Regions from separate parts of the Homo sapiens genome. Here region 2 is linked to region 1. A link is an interaction called in ENCODE POLR2A ChIA-PET data of the cell type or tissue named here. Cell type or tissue: CD4-positive, alpha-beta T cell. All regions are shown on one strand.

The links. Peaks named below come from ENCODE experiments on the same cell type or tissue, not always from the same donor. Only the 100,000 strongest peaks of a DNase experiment are listed, where the experiment ranks them.
Region 2: POLR2A ChIA-PET joins it to region 1 with 8 read pairs; 17 of 35 experiments call an interaction of 5 or more read pairs at or near these places.

What each region holds. Positions count from the first base shown.
Region 1 is chr7:26,077,484-26,081,483 of GRCh38, forward strand. All of the region lies in intron 1 of LOC105375199 (a long non-coding RNA gene), which reads right to left. Among named protein-coding and RNA genes, the nearest start is that of NFE2L3, 73 kb to the right of the region's middle. RefSeq lists an enhancer at 1,664-1,733. In CD4-positive, alpha-beta T cell, CTCF peaks have their summits at 1,588 and 1,797; a DNase peak (open chromatin) is centred at 1,618; H3K27me3 peaks cover 531 bases.
Region 2 is chr7:26,187,068-26,191,067 of GRCh38, forward strand. It overlaps NFE2L3 (NFE2 like bZIP transcription factor 3), which reads left to right. Exons shown (of 4, transcript NM_004289.7): 4 at 1-70. It overlaps HNRNPA2B1 (heterogeneous nuclear ribonucleoprotein A2/B1), which reads right to left. Exons shown (of 11, transcript NM_002137.4): 11 at 2,860-4,000. Among named protein-coding and RNA genes, the nearest start is that of HNRNPA2B1, 12 kb to the right of the region's middle. RefSeq lists an enhancer at 1,204-1,728. In CD4-positive, alpha-beta T cell, no CTCF peak of the experiment used is centred here; a DNase peak (open chromatin) is centred at 1,600.

The sequences.
Region 1 (4,000 bases):
ATTAAAAGGAAGAAGAAGAGAGGGAAAGGGAGAAGGAAAGATGGAACACAGGAAGAAGAAAGGAAGGAAGGGAAGGAAGGAGGAAGGGAGGGAAGGAGGGAGAGAGGGAAAAAATGGCTTAAAATATTTAGAATGTATTTAGAATATTTTTATTACAGTATTTAGGGAATTTAAATGTGTCAAAAACAAAATAAAACTGAGAGAAACCAAAATTAAGTATGTAGGTAGAAAGTGATGTTTTGTCACTAAATGTATTTTTGAAAATAAAATCGGGGGCCGGGCACGATGGCTCAGTGCTGTAATCCCAGCCCTTTGAGAGGCCGAGGCAGGCAGATCACTGGAGCCCAAGAGTTTGAGACCAGCCTGGACAACAGGGTAAAACCTCGTCTCTACAAAAAATACAAAGAAAATTAGCCGGGCGTAGTGGTGCATGCCTGTAATCCCAGCTACTTGGGAGGCTGTGGCATGAGGATTGCTTGAGCCTGGGAGGCAGAGGTTGCAGTGAACTGAGATAGCACCACTGCATTCCAGCCTGGGTGACAGAGTGAGACTCTGTCTCAGAAAAGGAAAGAAAAGAGCCAAGCAAATTTAAAATTTCTTCTTCCTAGATCTTTCTCTCTCAGTTCACTGTAAATCACTGTGTATTTGTTTAGGATTCTAAATAGACCATAGGTAATTTATAAGTTCTCATGGAATCTTCTGAACTTTTTTAATGGTGTTTACCAACAAGAAACTGTGTCATATAGTAGAGATTTCTGTAAGCTGTCCTCTGAAACAGTATTCCTTCCCAATTACTTTTTAAAACAATGTGAAATCCATTATGTTTGATACAAAAAAAAAATTCTAAAAAATTGAGTGAGGTATTAAAAAAAAAAAAAAGATCTATGGCCAGGAGCAGTGGCTCACACCTATAGTTCTAACACCAGGAGGCTGAGGTGGGAGGATCCATCGTGATCAGGAGTTCAAGACCAGCCTGGGCAACATAGGCAGACCCTCCCCACCTCCCCCACATCTCAACTAAAAAAAAAAGTAGCCGGGCATGGTGGCACACACACCTGCAGTCCTAGTTACTTGGGAGGCTATGGTGGGAGGCTTGCTGGAGCCAGGGAGTTCCAGGCTGCAGTGATCTGTGATCTCACCATTGCACTCCAGCCAGGGCAACAGAGCAAGATCCTGTCTCAAAAAAAAAATTAAAATTTTCTTAAAAACTAGCAACAAGATCTAGAAGTGAATGTACTGTAAAATAAAAATCAGAGTAAGGGAATAAAGTCAAGAGACTTGCGCTATCATCATTTTACAGCTGTTACTGGCAGGAATAAATTGTTTACATTGCCCAGTTCCACATCTTTGATTCTTCCAGCTCACATAACTCATTATTTTACAAGGTGTTTCTGTAACAACTCACTAAACAGTAGTCCTTGCAAACAGTTCTGCTGCTCTGTAATCCAAGATTTTGGATAACATAATTTTAACATAAACATAATTTCAATAAAACTAAAGAGCTCTTTACTGTGCACTGAACAAACTACTCAGGCAGTAGAGGTCTCGCCAACAATGCAACAGACAAAGCAAAGCCGGGATGGCTCAGGCAGGGGGCGCGCGGATCACTCACTGCAGACAAAGGGAGAAGGACCCGACGCGCCCACACCGCCCGCGCATGCCCTGTGCCCGCGGGATCAGGTGTAGCGGGGTAACAGTTGAAAGCGCACAGACAGCTGGAGTTAGCTGGAGTAGCCCTGCTACTCAAGCTGTGTGGTTTGGGGCAAGTTGAGTAATCCTTCTTAGCCTCGGTTTTCCCATCTGCCGCATGAAGAAAATGCCACCTTGCAGAGTTACTGTGAGGACTAAAGAGATAACCCACATACATCTTCTTAGTTCTGCTGTCGATGCTCAATAATAAATGGTATCTGTTATTACCATATGCCATCCCAGCTCCCATCATCATCCCCAATAGGCAAGGGACATCACCACAGTGACACAGCTGTGCTTAGACCAAGGATGCAGAGAATTAAATGGAAATAAATTGAAATAATACCCATCCCTCTTTAGATGCTCTTCTAGAATTTGGGCTGTCTGGAAGTGGGCTACTGTAAGTGGGTTATCCACTCATGTGCCTAATCCTGCCTGTGTATTCAAGGCTCCCTTCCTCTGTTCAGGCAAGAATAGAAATTGGAATCTGTGAGTAGTAAGTGAAGACGAGTCTAGAAAAAGCAGCATGGGGTGAATGGAGCCACCACACTGTTCAGTGGCAGAAAGTCTGAATAGACAGCTCCAAGCTCAGAACCATCCACAATTTCATTATTAGGCTTAACATTCTGTGTTAATCAATCCATCCTAAAACCCCCACCTCTGAGGCAGACACAGAGGCCAAATATAACACAACCCACATACCATCCAATTCAGGATGTTGTTCAAATATTGATGAGTTTCAAACCCTCTAACAATATAAAGTATTATAAGCCACATCTAAAAACCAAACTTGACCTTGGAGGGAGAAAACAGCCAAAGACAGATATGTATTATATAAATTTCCTTTCTGAAGCTACAGGGAAATGTCAAATCATCACAGTTTATTTATTTTACTTTTTTTCTTCCCCAAAAAAGGAAAAGGAAAATTCTGGAATTTAAAAAATCAAAGAGAATAAAAATACAACAGTACATTCTATTGTTCTCCAGGTCCAAAAGTACATGCATATACTTAGCTGGCGAAAGAAAGAAAGGAAGGAAGGAAGGAAAGGAGGGAAAGAAAAGAAAAGAAAAGAAAAGAGACTTTGACAAAGAAAGGCATTTCCCTGGGAATATTCTACCTCTGGGAGGACAGTGGTCAGGCATTTCTTCTATCTTGCTATTCCTTGAGCACAGTCCTGCCAAATATCCTCCTTTCACCATTTGCAGTTACCATGAGAAAACCACAGAGAAAGCTCTGGACAGCCATGGAGTCTTAGCTGGATCTACAATAAAAGGAGTCAGGTACCCTCCCACCTTCCCAGAAAGACTGTGCTGGGGCTCAGAAAACAACACCCCAAAATGAAGCCCTCAGCAGCAGCCTCAGAAGCAAATGATTTTCTCTGACCTTCTCTTGCCCTCCTGTCTCTCAGTCCCATTCTCCTCGGAGGCTAGCCATAGAAACCAGAAGCCTTTTCCAAAGCCAGCCATAAAACCTAAAAATATTAGTTTAACTTTCCCTCCACCCTATCTGTATAAAAACTGGCCATATGGGCTGGGCACGGTGGCTCATGCCTGTGATCCCAGCACTTTGGGAGGCCAAGGCGGGAGGATCACTTGAGGTCAGGAGTTCAAGACCAGCCTGGCCAACATGGTGAAACCCCATCTCTACTAAAAATACAAAAATTAGCCAGGCGTTGTGCCTCACGCCTGTAGTCCCAGCTACTGAAGAGGTTGAGGCAGAAGAATTGCTTCAACCCGGGAGGCGGAGGTTGCAGTGAGCTGAGATCGTACCACTGCACTCCAGGCCGGGCAATAGAGCAAGGCTCTGTTTCAAATAAATAAATAATAAAAATTAAAACTGGCCATAAATAAATAATCTGACCTACCCTGTTTGATAGTAGGTCATAAGACCCCCATTCCAGAGAGGGTCCTGCCCCACACCCAGAAGGAAGAAATGTGCGCTCAGAGAGGCCAGGGAGAATCTAGACAGGCAGCTCTTGCTGGGCTTCCCCACTCATTCTATTAGACTTAGATCTATGCTTTTCCTCCAATCATATTCCCATATGGCTGTCCATATTTTGTTGAACCTAAGCATAAAAATGGACAATTTCCCCTGTATCTTTGAGTCTTCATGCTGAAGGCTCCTGTGAATGCACGTTAAATAAGCGTATATGCCTTTTCTCCAATTAATCAACCTGCCTCATCTCAGTGATTTTCAGCAAACCTTTACAGGACCAAGAGCCTTGGCCCCCACAACTATGACATGGGATAAAAGTAAACTTCTACATGCAGATGAATTTGGTAGGCTCAGAAACATATACATAATTAACAC
Region 2 (4,000 bases), 110 kb after region 1:
GAAATGCAGTTTATATATACCGTTGGATTTTTATAATAAAGTTTCCCAAGACCTGTTATTTTGCCAGAAATGCTTCTAGTATGCTTCTAGATAAAATTGCCCCTTCAGTGACTCATGGTGTTCAAATGATCATTTTAGTCTGTTGCTTTTTACAAGGGAGTATTTCAAATGTCTTAAGCTTTTGATAATTATAATTTAAGAACACACATAAAACATTTCAGTAGGAAATCCTACTAAGTACACTCAAAAGAGTGCCTGCTTATCAGATAGCATTCTTTTCAAACCTCTAAAATAAAAGACAGTGGAGAGCAGAATCGGTAATCATGGTGACTCTTGTTACCCATGCTGAAGTGCAGTGGCCCCAATAAAAGATCCAGCCTCAAACTCCTGGACTGCCTCAGCCTCCCGAGCTGCTCAGATTATGGACCGCCATGCCTGGCCTGAAGTTTAAACTCTAAAAACCCTTAAATATAGCACACACAGATCTAGTAACTGCAAACTGAATATATTTAAAGATGGTAGTGTCTGTACTGAACTTTATTCCCCATACATAATGCAGCATACCATTTACCTAGCTTCTACCTTGGATTAAATATTGGGTAACCTAGACAACTCAAGTGTATGAGATGTGCTTAGACCACGTGCAAATACACGTTTCATACAAGGGGGCTAGAGCATCCACATTTTGGTATTGTGGAGGTTCCTGAAACTGATGGGCCCCTCTCCCATCAAGGGACTTTTAATCGGCGCATTAAGCAGCCAGCGTCACAAGCTCTAATTGGCTATGGGCTGGCTTCCTGACATAACCCTGCCTCCATCTTAACATGCTGGATTCAAGGTATATAAACTGCAACTGCTTTTCTGACAGTCCAGTTTTAGAGGCAGAAGGGAATTCCACATTCGGCTTCCAGTGCAAACCAACTAGATTACAAAGCCAATGCCCGAAAGCTGACCATTGCCTAGGACCCTCCACATTACCTACCTAGTTGAGCAGTCTTGATTGCATCATCTAACGTCTTAATCAGAATGAGGAAGACAAGAACAAAGACAACCCAAGTGGGTTGGACATCTCCTTTTCCAATTAAAACTATCACTTGAGCATCTTCACAAGTGTGATCAGATTTTAGGCCAATTGTACGGCAACTCCAAGCAAAAAAAGACCTAGATTTCTAGTGGTCCCCTGGTCTCAAGGTAGGCTTCGGTTCAGCAGAGCTTCAGAACCAGTATACAGGGTTTTGTGTGGTAATATTAACGTCTTTTAAACGCACTCAAGTAGCTAAATCATTCCCCATCTCAGTCTCTGAACGATTTGTTCTCTGTTAAGTCCATGCAACTCAACTGATTTGTTACCAATTCCCCTCCACTACCCCAAAACAAGCCAGTGTTAGTGCATTACTAAATAGTGGAAATGTCAAAAATTATGTAGGGCCTGTCAACATCTCAGTATATTAGTTCCAAACCTTAAAGAGAGCGAATTTATGTAACATGCAGTCCAGGTGTCCTGACAGATGTTTTCCACTTTTCAACCATCAGTGACAAACTGAGACTTGTTGCCTTACATTGTTAGCTCCCAATGCCTAACTAGTATTTATTAGGTCAAGCAATTTGGCATCTACCAAATTGGGCTACATGGAAAAGCTTACACATACAGAAATCTGGTTTCACACTAGTGAATAAACTGAGTAAGGGCACCCCCTTGAGTGTGACAGCTGGCATCTGAGAGTTCCCAATGCTCCCTGCCTGCTTGGTAATTGTACCAGGGAAAAGAACCCTCCCACCACATTCTGTGACCATAAAGGATGCAAGATAGCACGACTACTTCGTAGAGCGTGTTCATTTTACAGCTTTTCTTGCTCAAATCACTCACCGAGGGAAGATGACAACCAGGATTAACTTTAAAGCTGTTAGTATGCCACTCTGGATATTAAAAAAATTCTCCAATCCTAGTTTTCTGTGATTGGAACCTTGAGCTTTACCCAGAATCAGTTAAGTTGCTCCCAATTGCTGACCCATAGATGCTGGTTTGTTTCTCTGAACTGCTCTTAAGTATTGAGGTAAGTTGTTACACAGCAACAATATAAAGCCTTGGCCAAAAAGCAGCCTTTCTTCATTTAGGGCACTGTCTCAAAGCTACACAAGAACTACCTTAAACTTCAATTTCTACAAGAGAAACAGCTCAACACAACATATACACACAGGAAATAAGCCTATGTTGAATATCCAACATTACCCCCATGCTTCAGTAAACCCTCCTTCAATCAGTTCATTTCAGTCTATTGTGCAATTACCTAATTCTCCCCTATTTGTGTGATATTCCCTTGACCTTGGCTGGATAGGAGTTGGTATTTTGAGGTTATGCATATCAACCTGATGTATTTCAAAGTTCAACGTCTTTGTACATCCACACATTTTTAAACCTTCAAAATTTTCTTAAAGTTGGGATATTTGTACGTCTTTAATTGACGAACTCAGCTATTTCAAACAGAAAGCTGCTTTCTATGTGTTACCTGCTGTTAAATTTGACTTACCTGTTAGATACCTCACATTATCAAAACCAAAACAAATTATCATAGAAACAAATTAACCTGGTCTTTTTGGTTTTCTTAATTCAGATAAATGTCCAAATAAACACATTTAAAAAGCAACACTGATATTCATTTACTCAGTGTAAACCACAATAAAACTAATTGACATTTGACAATCTAGCACATATTGTAAACCTCAGTGCTTCTGCAAAGCCACTTAATCTGGACCACTCCAGCCGGTTAACCTTTAAAATCCATGATTTTCAAAATGCCACCAGTATTGCTAAACGTAAAAGTAAAGCCAGAAACTTTAGGAGTACTCAAACGCTGAATATACAGTGCATAATGAACAGCATTTTATTGGGGACAGCCAATAATGTCCACAATGCTCTTCTCATTTACCTGTTAATATTAAAATATGCATAGCTTTGTGAAACTGCTTTTAAAAATTTAGGGGATGGTGATCTTTTAGACAACCAAATATTTATAGAACAAGATTCACACATTTTATGTGTAAACATTACACCAAGTATTTGGATACAAAAAGTATTTATTTTATAAACTTTATATTTAAAATAGAATTGTAATCTGTCTACTCACAAAACCTAATTTAAAACATGATACATTTATCTCTCTAGCCAATTTGATGTTACTGTTTTACAAACAACACTCATTTTGTAATTGTTTTATATCAAGAACCTCAACTAAATGTTTGTTTTATCAGAAAACATTTCCCTTTTATTTTAAAGAGTGCTTTTTAAATGAAGGCACCAACAAGAACTACTTTCAGATGGTACAGAATTTCTTATTTCTTGAAGACTCTGTGGTTGACCACTTCTTCATTAGTTACCTGCAGCAAGACACCTTCCTGCCAAAGGAAAAAAAAAGTATCTGAAGAAGTTTATCATGTTTGTCCAAAAGAACCTAAACAACTTCAGTGGTGGTCTTAGGATCAAAGAAGACTCATTGGTGTATAGAGTAAGCCCTGAGTATCACATTCCTGTAAAGGCAATAAAGCCGGGCAATCAAACTGATCATATCTAAGGAATGAATTTCAACAGCCAACCTACAACTTTCTCTTCAGGGTAAGACACTGAACTAGAATTACCACATTTAACCCACCTATTTAGTACTGGATACATACCAGGCTTCATAATGCAGACAAGACACTTCACTCAAGTATGAACTACTATCTGAAAATAGATTCAACCATTTTTGCCCTACCTTCTTTCAGTCTCATCCTGATAAGCATGTACAGTTACAACCATAAATACAACAAATGTCTTTAATAAAAACCCCTAGTTCACTCAAAATGTTTGATCCAAGAAATGTGAATACACAAGGGTGTAACGATGGGAAATCTCATGATTTATTGAACTTGCAGCCTAACTTTTACCTACCATTTTACTACCAACACCACTGAAGGAACCAAGAAAAGCTTTATTAATGATCACTTGGCTTGCCTCAGCTGTTGA